Regions from separate parts of the Homo sapiens genome. Here region 2 is linked to region 1. The links are chromatin loops, found by intact Hi-C in ENCODE. Cell type or tissue: dorsolateral prefrontal cortex. All regions are shown on one strand.

Region 1 (8,000 bases):
CTTAACTGAAGTCAAAGATGACCAATAAAATGTAGGCAGATGTCAGGTCTGATCATGTGGATGCTCAAATGACAAACAGAAACATTGAGAGAAATTGCATTAATTAAATCATAAAAATATGTTCTGATTTTTGGAGAATTTACTCCTCCTCCTGGGGTGACCCTTGACAAGACATTCTGTCTTCCTATTTTTAAGCAAAAAAAAAAAAAAGTGGGTAGAAGATGAAAGTTTGATATTTCGCTCATGCATAGCTTTGTCTCATTAATATATTTTGTGCTTGCCTGTCATTTTGGCTTTCTGCTGCCAGACGAAGCTCCTTCGACTGCCATTCCTACTTCTGACACTCCTCTTGTCCTTTTCAGGATAACTTTATGCCTATTGTGCCTTGGATCTTGAAAAACGTGGTAAAACTGGCCAATGGTGACGGCAGGCATAGCAGGGAATCAGATTGAGGGGGGTGGGGGTGGGGACAGAAAATAAAAGAGGGCATCAGGCTACTTGATGATGGAATCAGGCTGCTTCTGCAATGACATTACATGAAATATCTGAAATTTGACCTTAACTGTATCTGGTGGGTCCCATTAACCCTGTAAGTTTAGACAGAACATTTACTCCAATTCTAGCAACGTCTAGGCTCATGGGAACACGTGACCAATTCAGGTGAATGAAAGGGATTTTAAAACATCAATTTCCAGGTTAAGTCTTCCTAAGACTGCCTGCGTGTCCCTTACCACCACTCCAGCCTGAGTGTCACATGAATACTGAATGCGGACTTGTGTGCAAACTGTAGAAAAATTAGAAGCAACTGAAAACCCCAGGCAGCGGAGTGGTGTGATGATGAAAGACACCGAGACGGAAGATTGGGAAGCTGGAAATTACCCCCCAGCTTCGGTGTTTGGGCTGTATCTTGCTTTTCCACTTCCCTAAATCACCCTCGTGGTGCGAGCGTGCTCGCAGCAGATGCTCCCTAATTGTCTCTTGTATTGACCGTAAAACCCTAAGGGCAGGAATACTCTCTCTCCTTCTATTTCAACACCCAAACTAAAACCTCTCACCTGAGTGTAAGGGCGTGCTGACCTTCTTAAGCAGAGAGCTCTTCCATCAGGGGGCTCCCTAAGGGCATCTCTGTTCCTAGCGGCGAAGCCCTCACCCCACTTTGCTCTGCTTAGCCTGAGACACGCAACTTTCTCCAGCCTTTACTCTTCGCTGAATTCTCACGGCGGGCTTGCGGGTACGTTCAGGAGCGAGGTTGGGGGCCCGGCCCGCTGGGCGCTGTTCACAGGTAGCTTGGACCAGAGCAGGGGCTTCATCATTACCTGCGGGGACAGGTGGGACACATGCATTTCCGGGGTCATCCCAGACCTCCTGGAGGATGCTGATTGATGCTGTCCCGTTTGAGAACTACTGTGTCCAGGTAGCAGAGGCCTCCCCGATGCCCCTTGAGTAGTGGGCACGGGGCCCAGGGCTTCTCTGGATGAGCTGGGCGGGCATGAGAACGCATGGAGCTGGGGGCAGGAGGTCGGAGCAGCGAACGAGGAGGAGAAGGAGTAGGCGGAGGCCGAAGGAGAGGTGGGGGAGGAAGAAGAGGAGGAGGAGGAGTCCCTTGTGGCCACCCCGAAGGGAGGGAGGGCTACCGTAGAGACTTGGTCGAGAGGCGCGGGACAAGCCTGGCCGCTGGGACTGTGCGCTGAGGTGCACCGACCGTCGGGCCGCGAGCTCCCCGCAGACCCTCGCGGAATGAGCTGGGGGGCGGCGCGCGAGGCGGCGGAGCGGAAGGCGCACTGCGACCCCGGCGGGCTACAGCCTGCGGCGCTTGCAGGGCGCTGGTGGGGCGCGCCGAGCAGGGGCTGCCCTGGGGCTGCCCCAGTCCCACCAGGTCGGGGCTCAGCTGGCGGCGGCGGCGGCGGTGGCGGCAGCGCGTCCCATCCGGGTCCGAGTAACCGCCGCCGCCGCCAAAACTCGCCAACGTGGCGGACCCGGAGGCTGTGCTGGCAGATGCCAGTTACCTGATGGCCATGGAGAAGAGCAAGGCGACTCCGGCCGCCCGCGCCAGCAAGAGGACCGTCCTGCCCGATCCCAGGTACCAGCTGCCCCGGCCCGCGCTGGTCCCCACGCCGCCGTCCCCAAGCGGCCGTCAGCGACCTCCTGCGTCCGGGAGGGTCGGGCATTGAGTCGTCGCTGTCCTGGGTGCGGGTGACACCGCGGAACTGGCGATGCGGGGCCGGCCTCCCCGTTCCAGTCTCTGAAATGGGGCATCGGATGGCCGGTGGGGGGGACTCCGGGAGAGAGCGCTCCAAAGTGCCCAGCGCGGCGCCCTGCGCGCAGCGAGCGCCCCAGGGAGGGGCTGGTTATGACTTGGCTGGACCAGCTCCATCCCTGTCGCCCCCTCCCCCCGGCCCTGTCCTGTCCTGTCCCATCCCCGTGGTTCTTCCTGTTGCATTGGTGTGGTCCCTGTGGGCTCGTTGCCTGTCACTCCTTTGCGCTCCTTCTTGGTCGCTGCTTCTTCCCCGGCTCTGTGGTCCCCCTTTCCAACTCCATCCCCTCAGCTCCCTCTGGGCCGCTTATCTGGGGACTGCAGGCTTGTTGCTTACTGTCCGAGGTAGTTAAACTGCTGTTTTCAGTGCTTGTTCTTCTTGAAGTCCCTAAGTCTAGTCACCTTCTTAGGCTCTTCTTCTATTTTGTGCCCAGGCAGGATTTTTGACCCACTCAATAATCTTTTTGGTGCCACGTGTGTCACCTGAGCTGCTTTTCTCAACTTGCAGATCTACTGGTGGCACTTTATTAAAAAATTGAAATGGGATTCATTTAAAAAGGCACTTGAATGGATGATTCCAGACAGGAATTTGTTGTTAAATTATCAAAGGAGGGCCCGATTGAATTGGCGAGGGGTTTGGTGAGGTCCATACCAAGTTGCAATTTTCTCTCAGATGATTTATAATTAAGGAACTAGTAAAATTTTTTGCTAGTTCATATCATTAGCACTTCCCCAGAAAAAATAGTTCTTCAGGTTAGTAGTGAGTTTTAAATAGTGTATTAAAGCTTCAGTGATGGTTTTTTTTTTTTTCTCTAGCTCCTTTCCTAATTAACACCATCATGAGTTGTACAGCTAATGTGATTCCTTGATGCTAAATAGCTCTTGGAATTTGATGCTCAAAAGAGGCATCTTGTTTATGGTGAATTTGAAACCATGCAATTCTATAAAATATTGGAATCTAAACCAAAGTTATTGTCCATTTGAAATCATCAGGCCTTCAAGCGTTAGGCGCCCAAGATTGCTTAAATGTTACCTAATGCTAAGTGATCATCACATGATTTTTTTTACAAGTCCATCTATGAGCCCTATGATACAGAAAATACCAGTCCCCTTGTTATTTTTGAAAAGCTAAATTGTGCAAATGAAGACATGCTTGCTAGATATTTTGGGCTTGCTTTTCTCCTTAGCCCATGCCTCTTGTTGGTTTTGCAGGATGTGCTACTCTTTGATAGGCAATGCCAAGTAGTGAAAATGAGGGAAAAGTGCAAACCTTTCTTCAATGTCATGAGTTTAACATCCCTATTCCAGAGTGTAGCATATCTGAAGCTAATTGAAAAAAATCAATGCTGCTTAAAATTTCCAGCAAATGGGAAACTTAGAGAACAAGAACTCCTATATCAAACCTAAATTTCACCGAAGAAACTGTATATTTCTATAAATGTGGTAGAAAAAGGCTTAATTCCTTTTTCTCTTGCCTTTCCTAGTGTCCCCCACCACCACCACCCAAAGTCAGGGAGTCCTAAATATTGTAGGGTTTCTAGATATAAAATTGATGAATCTCAACTCATGGGCAGTTATTTTTGGGGGGTGTAGTTTTTTGTATTTAGTCGAGGCGGGGGTTTCACCATATTGGCCAGGCTGGTCTCGAACTCCCGATCTCAGGTGATTCACCCACCTCAGCCTCCCAGAGTGCTGGGATTACAGACGCGAGCCACCGTGCCCAACTGAGATTTGTTTTAAAATGCTTTAAAAACTGGAGGTGGGATAAGTGGTGATAGTGGCTCATGCCTGTAGTTCCAGCACTTTGGGAGGCCGAGGCGAGCAGATCAGTTGAGACCAGCTTGGGCAACACACCAAAACCTCATATCTATGAAAATTAGAAAAATTAGTTGAGCAGAGTGGCACACACCTGTAGTCCTAGCTGCTTGGGAGGCTGAGGTGGGAGGATCACTTGAGTCCAGGAGAGTGAGGCCGCAGTGAGCTGAGATGGCACTACTGTACTCTAATCTCAGCAACACCGTGACTCTGCCTCAAAACGAAAAAGAAAAAAAAATGGAGGGCGGGGTAGGGAAAAGTAGCAGATTACAATCTTGGTAACTTCCAATGAGGTGCTGAGTGATGGGTCTAGGTGTTCACTACATTATATCCTTTTGCATGTTTGAAAACTTTTGCAATAATTTTTCAAAACAGTAGAGAAGATGGCCAGGTGTGAAGATCACAGCTGTGTCCCTGCAGGGCTAATGGAAGCCTCAGTTTTCCCAATGTCATGTGTAATAGCACTGGTGACTTAAGATGTACTATATAATTTCTATGACAGCATCATACACAGATGCAAGATGCAAGTGTACTGCATCTCAAACAACTTAGATTGATGGGAGGATGATGTGTTTTTTGGAAACTGCATTAGATGACTCAAAAAGAGGCTCTGTGACACTGATTACAAAGATGCGGGTAGAGTTTTAAGAGGCTCGTTTGCAACCTAAGAGTCCCGACTAATCCAACCAGAGTGGACAGATTTACAACTTCTTGACCTGAAGGCTTGCTGTAGAAGGATGAGAAAAAAAAAAAATGCAAGAAGGCTATTGAAAGTAGAAAGCACAGTAAGAGATCATACTTCAGAAAACGATGATCTGTTTACTTCCTGAGTGCAAAAGACTTCACTGACTTCATTCAGATCATGGGTATCTATTAAATCGCGGCTCTGATGTTTAAATTTAGCAGAAAAAAAAAAGTAACCCATGGTCTTTAAAATAATCTACCCTCTAAGCATACTATCCATGCCTAAGGAAACCTTGCAATGTAAGTCTCTCTTATTAAAATTATGTTAACAGCTATTTTTTAATTACTTGAATATTAATTTGTGAAAATATTTCAAAATAATCATTTTAAAATGTTTCATGGCCGGGTGCGGTGGCTTATCATGCCTGTAATCCCAGCACTTTGGGAGGCCGAGGCGGGTGGATCACCTGAGGTCAGGAGTTCGAGACCAGCCTGGCCGACATGGTGAATCCCTGTCTCTACTAAAAATATAAAAATTAGCCAGGTGTGGTGGTGGGCACCTGTAATCCCAGCTACTCAGGAGGCTAAGGCAGGAGAATCACTTGAACCCTGGAGGCAGAGGTTGCAAAGAGCCGAGATCACACCACTGCACTCCAGTCTGGGCGACAGAGCGAGACTCTGTCTCAGGAAAAAAAAAAAAAAAAAAAAAAGGCCGGGCCCTGTGGTTCATGCCTGTAATCCCAGCACTTTGGGAGGCCGAGGCAGGTGGATCACGAGGTCAGGAGATCAAGACCATCCTGGCTACCACGGTGAAACCCCGTCTCTACTAAAAATACAAAAAATTAGCTGGGTGTGGTGGTGGGTGCCTGTAGTCCCAGCTACTTGGGAGGCTGAGGCAGGAGAATGGCGTGAACCTGGGAGGTGGAGCTTGCAGTGAGCCAAGATTGTGCCCCTGCACTCCAGCCTGGCCAACAGAGCGAGACTCCATCTCAAAAAAAAAAAAAAAAAAAAAAGTGTGTTGCTCTAAAACAGGCCTCACTAAGTATTTTTGTGTACTTTTTTCTTTGTTACTGTCATCCATTGTCGTTCCATTAGGTTATTTGGGGCAGGCTAACAGGACTTACACGATCCTTCCTGAGAGGTCCCCTTGGTTTCTCTCACTTCAGCCTTGCCCGTGGTCCCTTAGATTCTGTCGTTGAGCTGTAGTGACCTGGGTTCTGGGGCACCCTGCAGTTGCCCCTGTGGAGGCTGACCCGTCACACTGTGTTGGGACTGTCTGTGTCCTCTCCTAACAACCCCTCTGGACATGGGCTCCTTGAAGGCAGGGGATGAGTGGGGTTCACTGTGTATTCTGAGGGTCAGATTCAGTGTCTGGCTCAGGGTAAGGATGCAGCATCTATCTTTTGAATGAGCGAATGGGTGAATAAACAGATGGATTGTCTTTTCCTTTTCTTCCCAATGAGTCTATGTATTTAATAGCCTGTATTAGACATAGCTAATATACCAAGTATTTGACTCTTTAGAGAGAGCTGTGGCAAAGATTTGGTTCTTCAAATGGCGTGAGATCAGAAATTCTTGAATTCATTTGAATGTGCAAAAATATTGTATAGGTTATAACATCATATTTCAACCCCAAATTTGGACAGATTTGGCACTATAGCTTTTATAAACTATGAAAAATAGTTTTCTCTAAACAATGCTACGGCAGCTTATGTGAGAAAAATACTAGAGAAAAGCTAATGATTTATTAATGAGTAAGGAAATATGCAAATATGAAACTAGAATCGACTGGGGGCAGCAGTAGGGAGGTGGGAGTAAATGCCTAAAATCTTTGGGAGTACTTTTTCTGGAAGACTTTGATTTGTTTTGAAAAGTGGCTTTGAAAGCTCTGCTTTAGCCATGTGGTAGTTCCCCCATATCTGTAGTTTTGCTTTCAGCAGTTTCAGTTGTCCGGAGTCAATCGAGGCCTGAAAATATTACATGGAAAATTCCAGAAATAGATAATTGCTAAGTTTTAACTTGCATGCCATTTTGACTAGGAAGATGAAATCTTGCACCATTCTGTCTGGAACGTGATTCCTTTGTTCAAGGAATCCTCAGTGTAGATGCTACTGCCCTGTGGGTCCCTTAGTACCTGGCTTAGGTATCAGATCCTTTGTAACCCTTATTTTATTGAATGATGGCCCCAAAGTGCTTGAGTAACAATGCTGGCAGTTCAGATATGCCAAAGGGAAGCTGCAAAGCACTGCCTCAGTGAAAAGGTGAACATTCTCAATGTAAGAGAACAGAATAAATCATATGCGGCGGTTTCTAAGAAGTAAGAATGAATCTTCTATCCATGAAATTGTGAAGAGTATATTGTTATAATTGTTCTATTTTATTAGCAGTTATTGATTCCTTACTGTGCCTAACTGATAAATTTAACTTTATCATAGATGTGTATGTATAGGAAAAAATGGTGGATATAGGATTCAGTACTATTTGCAGGTGCAGGCATCTACTGGCCTTGTATTTCTTTTTTTAGTCAAGATGATTTGAAAAACTTAGATACAGGAAAACCCTGTGCCCGGTCACTTGAATGGAAAGGCCATCTTTATTAATGAAAACATGGCTTAAGCTGTTGTAACCAAGAGACCCCAAAATGAGATGGCCCCCAAGCCCAGGCCACACCACAGACCAATTACATCAGACTCCCTGAAGAGGCCCAGGCACCAAGCTTTTTAGAATTCTTCCCAGGTAATCCTAAAGTCTAGGTAAAGTGGAGAACCACTGGCCTGGAGTTATTCAGAACTGACTAGGGAGGGGACTGGGTTTTGCAGCCCACAGCTTTCCCTCATCCTGGGCTTGTAGAACAGCTCTGCCTGCCTCGCTATAGGGCCTTCACCTCTCGGCCAAGCCTCGTGTTATGGGTGTTTCCCAGGAGGAAGTGGAGTGCACAAGTTCCTTTTAAGGAAGTGAAGTGGAAGTAGCATGTTTCACTCACATTCCATTGGTGGGTGCTAGGACCTGTGACTATGTAACCGCAATAGAGGTTGGGAAATGTGATGTGAATCTGGTTGGCCATCTGCCCTGCTCATTTTTGAGGTGGGAAGGTTTCTGTTACTGATAGGTAGAAGAGTGTAATGGTTACCGTGCTATCCATTAATTAAAACTACTTATTATCAATTACCAATTATCAATTCTAAAGCTGAACAGAGTTCAACTGACCTCATATATATAATTATGTCATGTGAGATAATTATACACA
Region 2 (8,000 bases), 300 kb after region 1:
AGGGGGTCACTGCAGATAAAGGTCAGGGGTGGGGACAGTCAGGTACTCTCCCTGTCTGCCTTAAATCCCAGAAGAGATTTAAGAGATGGCGCTATCAGATGAATGTGTGGATCTTGGTTAGATCCAGATTGAAACCCACCAGCTATACAAAAGACACTTGAGTCATGGAAATGTGGTTAGAGACTGGGCATTGGATCTTCAGGAATTATCAATTTGAAGGGGGAGTTGGGAAGTGATAATAGACTGTGTTTATATGAGAAAATTATCCATAATTTTTAGAAATGCAAACTGAAATAGGCTAAAACGACATGTGGTCTGAGATTTGTTATTGATTGATTGATTGATTGGGATGGAGTTTTGCTCTTGTTGCCCAGGCTGGAGTGCAACGGCACAATCTCGGCTCACTGCAACCTCCGCCTCCTGAGTTCAAGCAATTCTCCTGCCTCAGCCTCCCAACTAGCTGGGATTACAGGCGACTGCCACCATGCCCACAGCTAATTTTTTGTATTTAGTAGAGGCGGGGTTTCACCATGTTGGCCTGGATGGTCTTGAACTCCTGACCTCAGGTGATCCTCAGATGAGCCACTGTGCCTGGCTGAGATTTGTTTTAAAATGCTTTAAAAAATAAAGGTGGGATAAGTCGAGTGGAGTGGCTCATGCCTGTAATTCCAGCACTTTGGGTGGCCGAGGCAGGCGGATCAGTTGAACCAGGAGTTCGAGACCAGCTTGGGCAACACACCAAAACCTCATCTCTACAAAAATTAGTTGGGCATGGTGGCACACACCTGTAGTCCTAGCTACTTGGGAGGCTGGGGTGGGAGGATCACTTGAACCCAGGAGAGTGAGGCTGAAGTGAGCTGAGATTGCACTCCTGCACTCTAATTTGAGCAACAGAGTGAGACTCTGTCTCAAAAAAAGAGAAAAGTAAAAGAAAAAAAATGGAGGGTGGGGTAGGGAAAAGTAGCAGATTACAATCTTGGTAACTTCCAATGAGGTGCTGAGTGATGGGTCTAGGTGTTCACTATATTATATCCTTTTGCATGTTTGAAAACTTTTGCAATAATTTTTCAAAACAGTAGAGAAGATGGCTAGGTGTGAATATCACAACTGTGTCCCTGCAGGGCTAATGGAAGCCTCAGTTTTCCCAATGTCATGTGTAATAGCACTGGTGACTTAAGATGTACTATATAATTTCTATGACAGCATCATACACAGATGCAAGATGCAAGTGTACTGCATCTCAAACAACTTAGATTGACGGGAGGATGATGTGTTTTTTGGAAACTGCATTAGATGACTCAAAAAGAGGCTCTGTGACACTGATTACAAAGATGCGGGTAGAGTTTTAAGAGGCTCGTTTGCAACCTAAGAGTCCCGACTAATCCAACCAGAGTGGACAGATTTACAACTTCTTGACCTGAAGGCTTGCTATAGAAGGATGAGAAAAAAAAAATGTAAGAAGGCTATTGAAAGGAGAAAGCACAGTAAGAGATCATACTTTAGAAAACGATGATCTGTTTACTTCCTGAGTGCAAAAGACTTCACTGACTTATTCAGATCATGGGTATCTATTAAATCACGGCTCTGATGTTTAAATTTAGCAGAAAAAAAAAAAAGTAACCCATGCTCTTTAAGATAATCTACCCTCTAAGCATACTATCCATGCCTAATGAAACCTTGCAATGTAAGTCTCTCTTATTAAAATTATGTTAACAGCTTTCTATTTTTAAATTACTTGAATATTAATTTGTGAAAACATTTCAGAATAATCATTTTAAAATAAATAAGTGTTTCATGGCTGGGCGCGGTGGCCTGTAATCCCAGCACTTTGGGAGGCCGAGGCGGGTGGATCACCTGAGGTCAGGAGTTCGAGACCAGCCTGGCCGACATGGTGAATCCTCGTCGCTACTAAAAATACAAAAATTAGCCAGGCGTGGTGGTGGGCACCTGTAATCCCAGCTACTCAGGAGGCTGAGGCAGGAGAATCACTTAAACCCAGGTAGCGGAGGTTGCAGTGAGCCGAGATGAGATTGTGCCACTGCACTCCAGTCCAGGTGACAGAGCAATACCCTGTCTCAAAAAAAAAAAAGAGTGTGTTGCTCTAAACCGGGCCTCACTAAGTAATTACCAACAGGACCAGTGTGAAGAAAAAAAGTTTATTAAGAGAAAAATTTTAAAAAATCTGAGTAAATTGAGAGCTGTAACATATTTCTAGACAGGAAAACTCGACATTGTGAAGATGTCAGGTCTCCACAAATTAATCTGTAAATTCAAGACCAAAATTCAAATGAGAATCATTCCAAATGAGAATTTTAGAGAAACTCACAAGCCAGTGCTCATTCATCTGAAGAAAAAATGGGCAAAAATAACCAATATAATTTTGGAAAAGTAAAACAATGGAGATTTGCTCTAATATAAAACATTCCTCTAGCAACTAAAACAGTGTAAATATTCATGTATAGATGTGTACACATATCAGTTTGGTTTATGTTAAATACAGGTGGCATTTCGAGTGGAGGAGGAAGAGTGATGTGTGGTAGCTGTCTATCAAATAAAGCCATAATTCCTCCACATTATACACAAAAATAAATTCCAGGGTATTTAATGAGATAATAAAAAAGCTAAAAATACAAAAAAGGAATATATTCTTATTGTGGAGTACAGATACTCTGGGCTTTCCTAAGCAAACCCCAAACCTGGAAACCACAAAGGAGGAGATGAATGGATACGAGGACATGAATGAAAAGTTGGCATGTGACAGAGATCTCAGAATCCAAATTAAAAGACAGGAGGAAAAATTACATTGCATGACCTTCTGTGGAGCATGTTTTAGTTTGTAAGTCTATCTGCTTAGATAGCGCATACTTACTAAAATTCCTAACTGGCTCTTGTCCTAGGGAAGAGAGGGGGTAGGAGGCCTGAACTGTGTTTGGGTGTCCAGGAAGTAAGGCAATTTGTATCAAATGAGTCGCCTGTTTGCTAGTGGTAATTTCATCCGTTAGTCATTGGGAAGGAAGAGCTTGCTTTAAAAATGCCACAGAAAGATGGACGTTAATTTCATAGGTGGTAATTTAGGAATTCTTCTCACATGGCTACAAAAATAAGTCAGTCCAAAAGTGGAGGCTATTTGTGGCCTGGCGTTTTTCTGTGTACTTTTTTTTTTTTTTTTTCTTAGTTACTGTCATCCATTGTCTGTTCCATTAGGTTATTTGGGGCAGGCTAACAGGACTTACACAGTCCTTCCCCTTGGAAGGATCAGCCTTGCCCACGGTCCCTTAGATTCTGTCATTGAGCTGTAGTGACCTGGGTTCTGGGGCACCCTGCAGTCACACTGTTTAGACTGTCTGTGTCCTCTCCTGTCACCCCCTCTGGACATGGGCTCCTTGAAGGCAGGGGATGAGTGGGGTTCACTGTGTATTCTGAGGGTCAGACTCAGTGTCTGGCTCAGGGTAAGGATGCAGCACCTATCTTTTGAATGAGCGAATGGGTGAATGAACAGATGAGTTGTCTTTTCCTTTTCCTCCCAATGAGTCTATGTATTTAATAGCCTATATTAGACATAGCTAATATACCAAGTATTTGACTCGTTAGAGACAGCTGTGGCAAAGATTTGATTCTTCAAATGGTGCGAGATCAGAAATTCTTGAATTCATTTGAATGTGCAGAAATATTGTATAGGTTATAACATCATATTTCAACCCCAAATTTGGACAGATTTGGCACTATAGCTTTTATAAACTATGAAAAATAGTTTTCTCTAAACAATGCTACGGCAGCTTATGTGAGAAAAATACTAGAGAAAAGCTAATGATTTATTAATGAGTAAGGAAATATGCAAATATGAAACTAGAATCAACTGGGGGCAGAAGTAGGGAAGTGGGAGTAAATGCCTAAAATCTTTGGGAGTACTTTTTCTGGAAGACTTTGATTTGTTTTGAAAAGTGGCTTTGAAAGCTCTGCTTTAGCCATGTGGTGGTTCCCCCATTATCTGTGGTTTTGCTTTCAGCAGTTTCAGTTGTCTGGAGTCAATTGAGGCCTGAAAATGTTACATGGAAAATTCCAGAAATAGATAATTGCTAAGTTTTAACTTGCATGCCATTTTGACTAGAAAGATGAAATCTTGCACCATTCTGTCTGGAACGTGATTCCTTTGTTCAAGGAATCCTCAGTGTAGATGCTACTGCCCTGTGGGTCCCTTAGTACCTGGCTTAGGTATCAGATCCTTTGTAACCCTTATTTTATTGAATGATGGCCCCAAAGTGTGTGAGTAGCGATGCTGGCAGTTCAGATATGCCAAAGGGAAGCTGCAAAGTGCTGCCTCAGTGAAAAGGTGAACATTCTCAATGTAAGAGAACAGAATAAATCATATGCGGAGGTTTCTAAGAAGTAAGAATGTTCTATCCATGAAATTGTGAAGAGTATATTGTTATAATTGTTCTATTAGCAGTTATTGTTGATCCCTTACTGTGCCTAACTGATAAATTTAACTTTATCATAGATGTGTATGTATAGGAAAAAACAGTAAATATAGGATTCTTATACTATCTGCAGGTTCAGGTATCCACTGGCCTTGTATTTCTTTTTTTAGTCAAGATGATTTGAGAAACTTAGATACAGGGAAACCCTGTGCCCGGTCACTTGAATGGAAAGGCCGTCTTTATTAATGAAAACATGGCTTAAGCTGTTGTAACCAAGAGACCCCAAAATGAGATGGCCCCCACGTCCAGGCCACACCACAGACCATTTACATCAGACTCTCCCTGGAGAGGCCCAGTCACCAAGCTTTTTAGAATTCTTCCCAGGTAATCCTAAAGTCTAGGTAAAGTGGAGAACCACTGGCCTGGAGTTATTCAGAACTGACTAGGGAGGGGACTGGGTTTTGCAGCCCACAGCTTTCCCTCATCCTGGGCTTGTAGAACAGCTCTGCCTGCCTCGCTATAGGGCCTTCACCTCTCGGCCAAGCCTCGTGTTATGGGTGTTTCCCACTCAGGAGGAAGTGGGGTGCACAAGTTCCTTTTAAGGAAGTGAAGTGGAAGTAGCATGTTTCACTCACATTCCATTGGCGTGTGCTAGGACCTGTGACTATGTAACCGCAATAGAGGTTGGGAAATGTGATGTGAATCTGGTTGGCCATCTGCCCTGCTCATTTTTGAGGTGGGAAGGTTTCTGTTACTGATAGGTAGAATGTAATGGTTACCATGCTATCCATTAATTAAAACTATTTATTATCAATTACCAATTATCAATTCTAAAGCTGAACAGAGTTCAACTGACCTCATATATATGTCATGTGAGATAATTATACACATACACACACAGGCAAGCTATGAGCTAGATGCAAAGACTTGGGAGAGGCTTTAGTTTACGTTAATTACAAAGTTTTAAAGTTTACATTTACTAAGCTTTTAGTTTATATTAATCATAAAGTTGTTGCTCTTTGTTCCACTGTCATTTATGAGTTGTTTAGGAGTGGAAACACTGCTGTGGGTGACTTTTTCATTTGTTTGGGCTCCCTTGGTGCAAACTTAGAGGCAGAAAAGCGTTTTCAGCCAAAACGTATTCCAGTGATGTCAGTTGCAATCCTGGGTCATCACATAAAGGTTATAGCAACTTCAAGGGTGTAGAATCTGAAAAAAGTTAAGGTTAAATAGGAATATCATTTCTGGTAGGGCATGACATTTTCTAGAGCCCCCTTTTAATTATCTTGCTATATACACTCTTACTTGTAGAAACCATTCTTGAAGGGTTGGGGAAGGCTCCACGGTGTTGGTGGGTACAGATTTAGTATAAATGAATTAGTCTTACTCATCTTTCTATATTCTTGTGACCAGAATACTTCCAGACCCATAACAGATTCTTAGCAAATATTAACTGACATGAATATGCTTATATCATTGTGTAGTTTATTTAGAAAAATGATACTCTTTCACTCCTTTGTGGACATTTCACAGTGACATGTTGAGTCCTTTGGTATGCAACAGTGTTGAAGGTGGGGGATTGAGTACTAGAATGATTGCTGATGTCTCTTCAAGGGTGGTGGGAGACACAGGGACTTCTATCATTAACAGTTAGAAAGAGTGAATAAGACCTGCTGTGCAATAACACAACAGAGTGACTATAGTCAATAATAACTTAATTGTACATTTTAAAATAAAGAGTATAATTGGATAATTTGTAACTCAGAGGAGAAATGCTGGAGGGGTTGGATACTCCATTCTTCATGATGTGCTTATTTCACATTGCATGTCTATATCAAAACATTTCATGTCCCCGTAAATATATCTACCTACTGTGTACACACAAATGTTAAAAGATAAATTAAAAAAAATCATGACAGTCCATTGTGGGAAATGATATAGCAGTGATGTACAGCAAGCAGTAGGAACAGAGGTGGGAGGGCTCACCTCTGCAGAGTTGGGGAGGGCTGCATAGTCTTGGTGACCCCTGAACTGGGTCATGGAGGATGAGTAGGAGATTTTCATGTGAAAAGGAAAGGGCATTAGAGGGAATGGTATTTACAGAGTGATGGAGCTGTGGAAGAGCCTGTGTCTTTCATGAAAAATGAAAAAATCAAGTGTGGCTGCAGTGTGAGAAAGACAACAGCAAGACCTGGTTGAGGCAGCCTCCTTGAAAATGCTCCCTGCAGTACACTAAGGGGTTTGGACGTTGGGCAAAGCGAGAGGCCCTTGCAATCTTTTTTTTTTTTTGAGATGGAGTCTCATTCAGGCTGGAGTGCATGGCACGATCTCAGCTCACCACATCCTCCACCTCCCATGTTCAAGCAATTCTCCTGCCTCAGCCTCCTGAGTAGCTGGGATTACAGGTGCCTGCCACCACGCCCAGCTACAGCTAATTTTTGTGTTTTTAGTAGAGACAGGGTTTCACCATGTCAGCCAGGCTGGTCTGGAACTCCTGACCTCAGGTGATCCCCCTGCCTCAGCCTCCCAAAGTGCTAGGATTATAGGCGTGAGCCACCGTGCCCAGTGGCCCTTGCAGTCTTTTAAATGAGATGATTACATGGTCCGATTTATATTTTAGAAAAATTACTCTTGGAAACAAGGAGGCTGCAACCCTCCCTGCATGAGGCTTCCTGACCCTAGTCTCTGTCCTCTAATAATGCCACAGCCATAGAACATAGTCTCTTCTGTATTATTCCTGATTTAAAGGATTTTGATGAAAAGGTAAATGGATTCTGAAATGATTCTTACAACTAATTTATTTTATTTTTATTTTTTATTTTTTGAGGCAGAGTCTTGCTCTGTCACCCAGGCTGGAGTGCAGTGGCGCGATCTTGGCTCACTGCAATCTCTGCCTCCCAGGCTTAAGCAATCCTGCCACGTCAGCCTCCCAAGTAGCTGGGACCACAGACACGTACCACCATGCCTGGGTAATTTTTTTATAGTTTTGGTAGAGATGGGTGATGTGGTTTGGCTGTATCCCCACCCAAATCTCATCTTGAATTGCACTCCCATAATTCCCACCTGTGGTGGGAGGGACCTGGTGGGAAATAATTGAATCACGGGGCAGTTTCTCCCACACTGTTCTCGTGGCAGTGAGTAAGTCTCACGAGATCTGATGGTTTGATAAGGGGAAACCCGTTTCGCTTGGTTCTCATTCTCTCTTTTGCCTGCTGCTATGTAAGACGTACCCTTTGCCTTCCACCATGATTGTGAGGCCTCCCCAGCCACATGGAACTATAAGTCCAATTAAACCCTGTTTCCTGGATACATTACCCAGTCTCGGGTATGTCTTTACCAGCAGTGTGAAAATGGACTAATACAATGGAGTTTCACCATGTTGCCCAGGCTGGTCTCAAACTCCTGAGCTGAAGCGATCCACCTGCCTCGGCCCCTCAAAGCGCTGGGATTACAGGTGTGAGCCACCACGCCCTGCCTGTTGTAACTAATTTAAAGGGATAGTTTCAAGTATAAAGGTTCAGTCTCTTTGATTAGGTAAACCGAGGACACCATAAATTTATTTGTCATTCAGCTGGTGTCTGT

What was found. Peaks named below come from ENCODE experiments on the same cell type or tissue, not always from the same donor. Only the 100,000 strongest peaks of a DNase experiment are listed, where the experiment ranks them.
Region 2: it touches region 1 in a loop (8-fold over the local background); 26 of 110 quality-filtered maps call a loop at or near these places.

The regions. Positions count from the first base shown.
Region 1 is chr22:25,280,976-25,288,975 of GRCh38, forward strand. It overlaps LOC105372969 (a long non-coding RNA gene), which reads right to left and starts at 2,091. Exons shown (of 3, transcript NR_188583.1): 1 at 2,007-2,091; 2 at 1,078-1,316. RefSeq lists enhancers at 788-1,722, 1,723-2,655. In dorsolateral prefrontal cortex, no CTCF peak of the experiment used is centred here; no DNase peak of the experiment used is centred here; H3K4me3 peaks cover 477 bases; H3K27me3 peaks cover 5,914 bases.
Region 2 is chr22:25,580,205-25,588,204 of GRCh38, forward strand. The region is part of intron 1 of GRK3 (G protein-coupled receptor kinase 3); the gene reads left to right. Among named protein-coding and RNA genes, the nearest start is that of GRK3-AS1, 19 kb to the left of the region's middle. In dorsolateral prefrontal cortex, no CTCF peak of the experiment used is centred here; no DNase peak of the experiment used is centred here.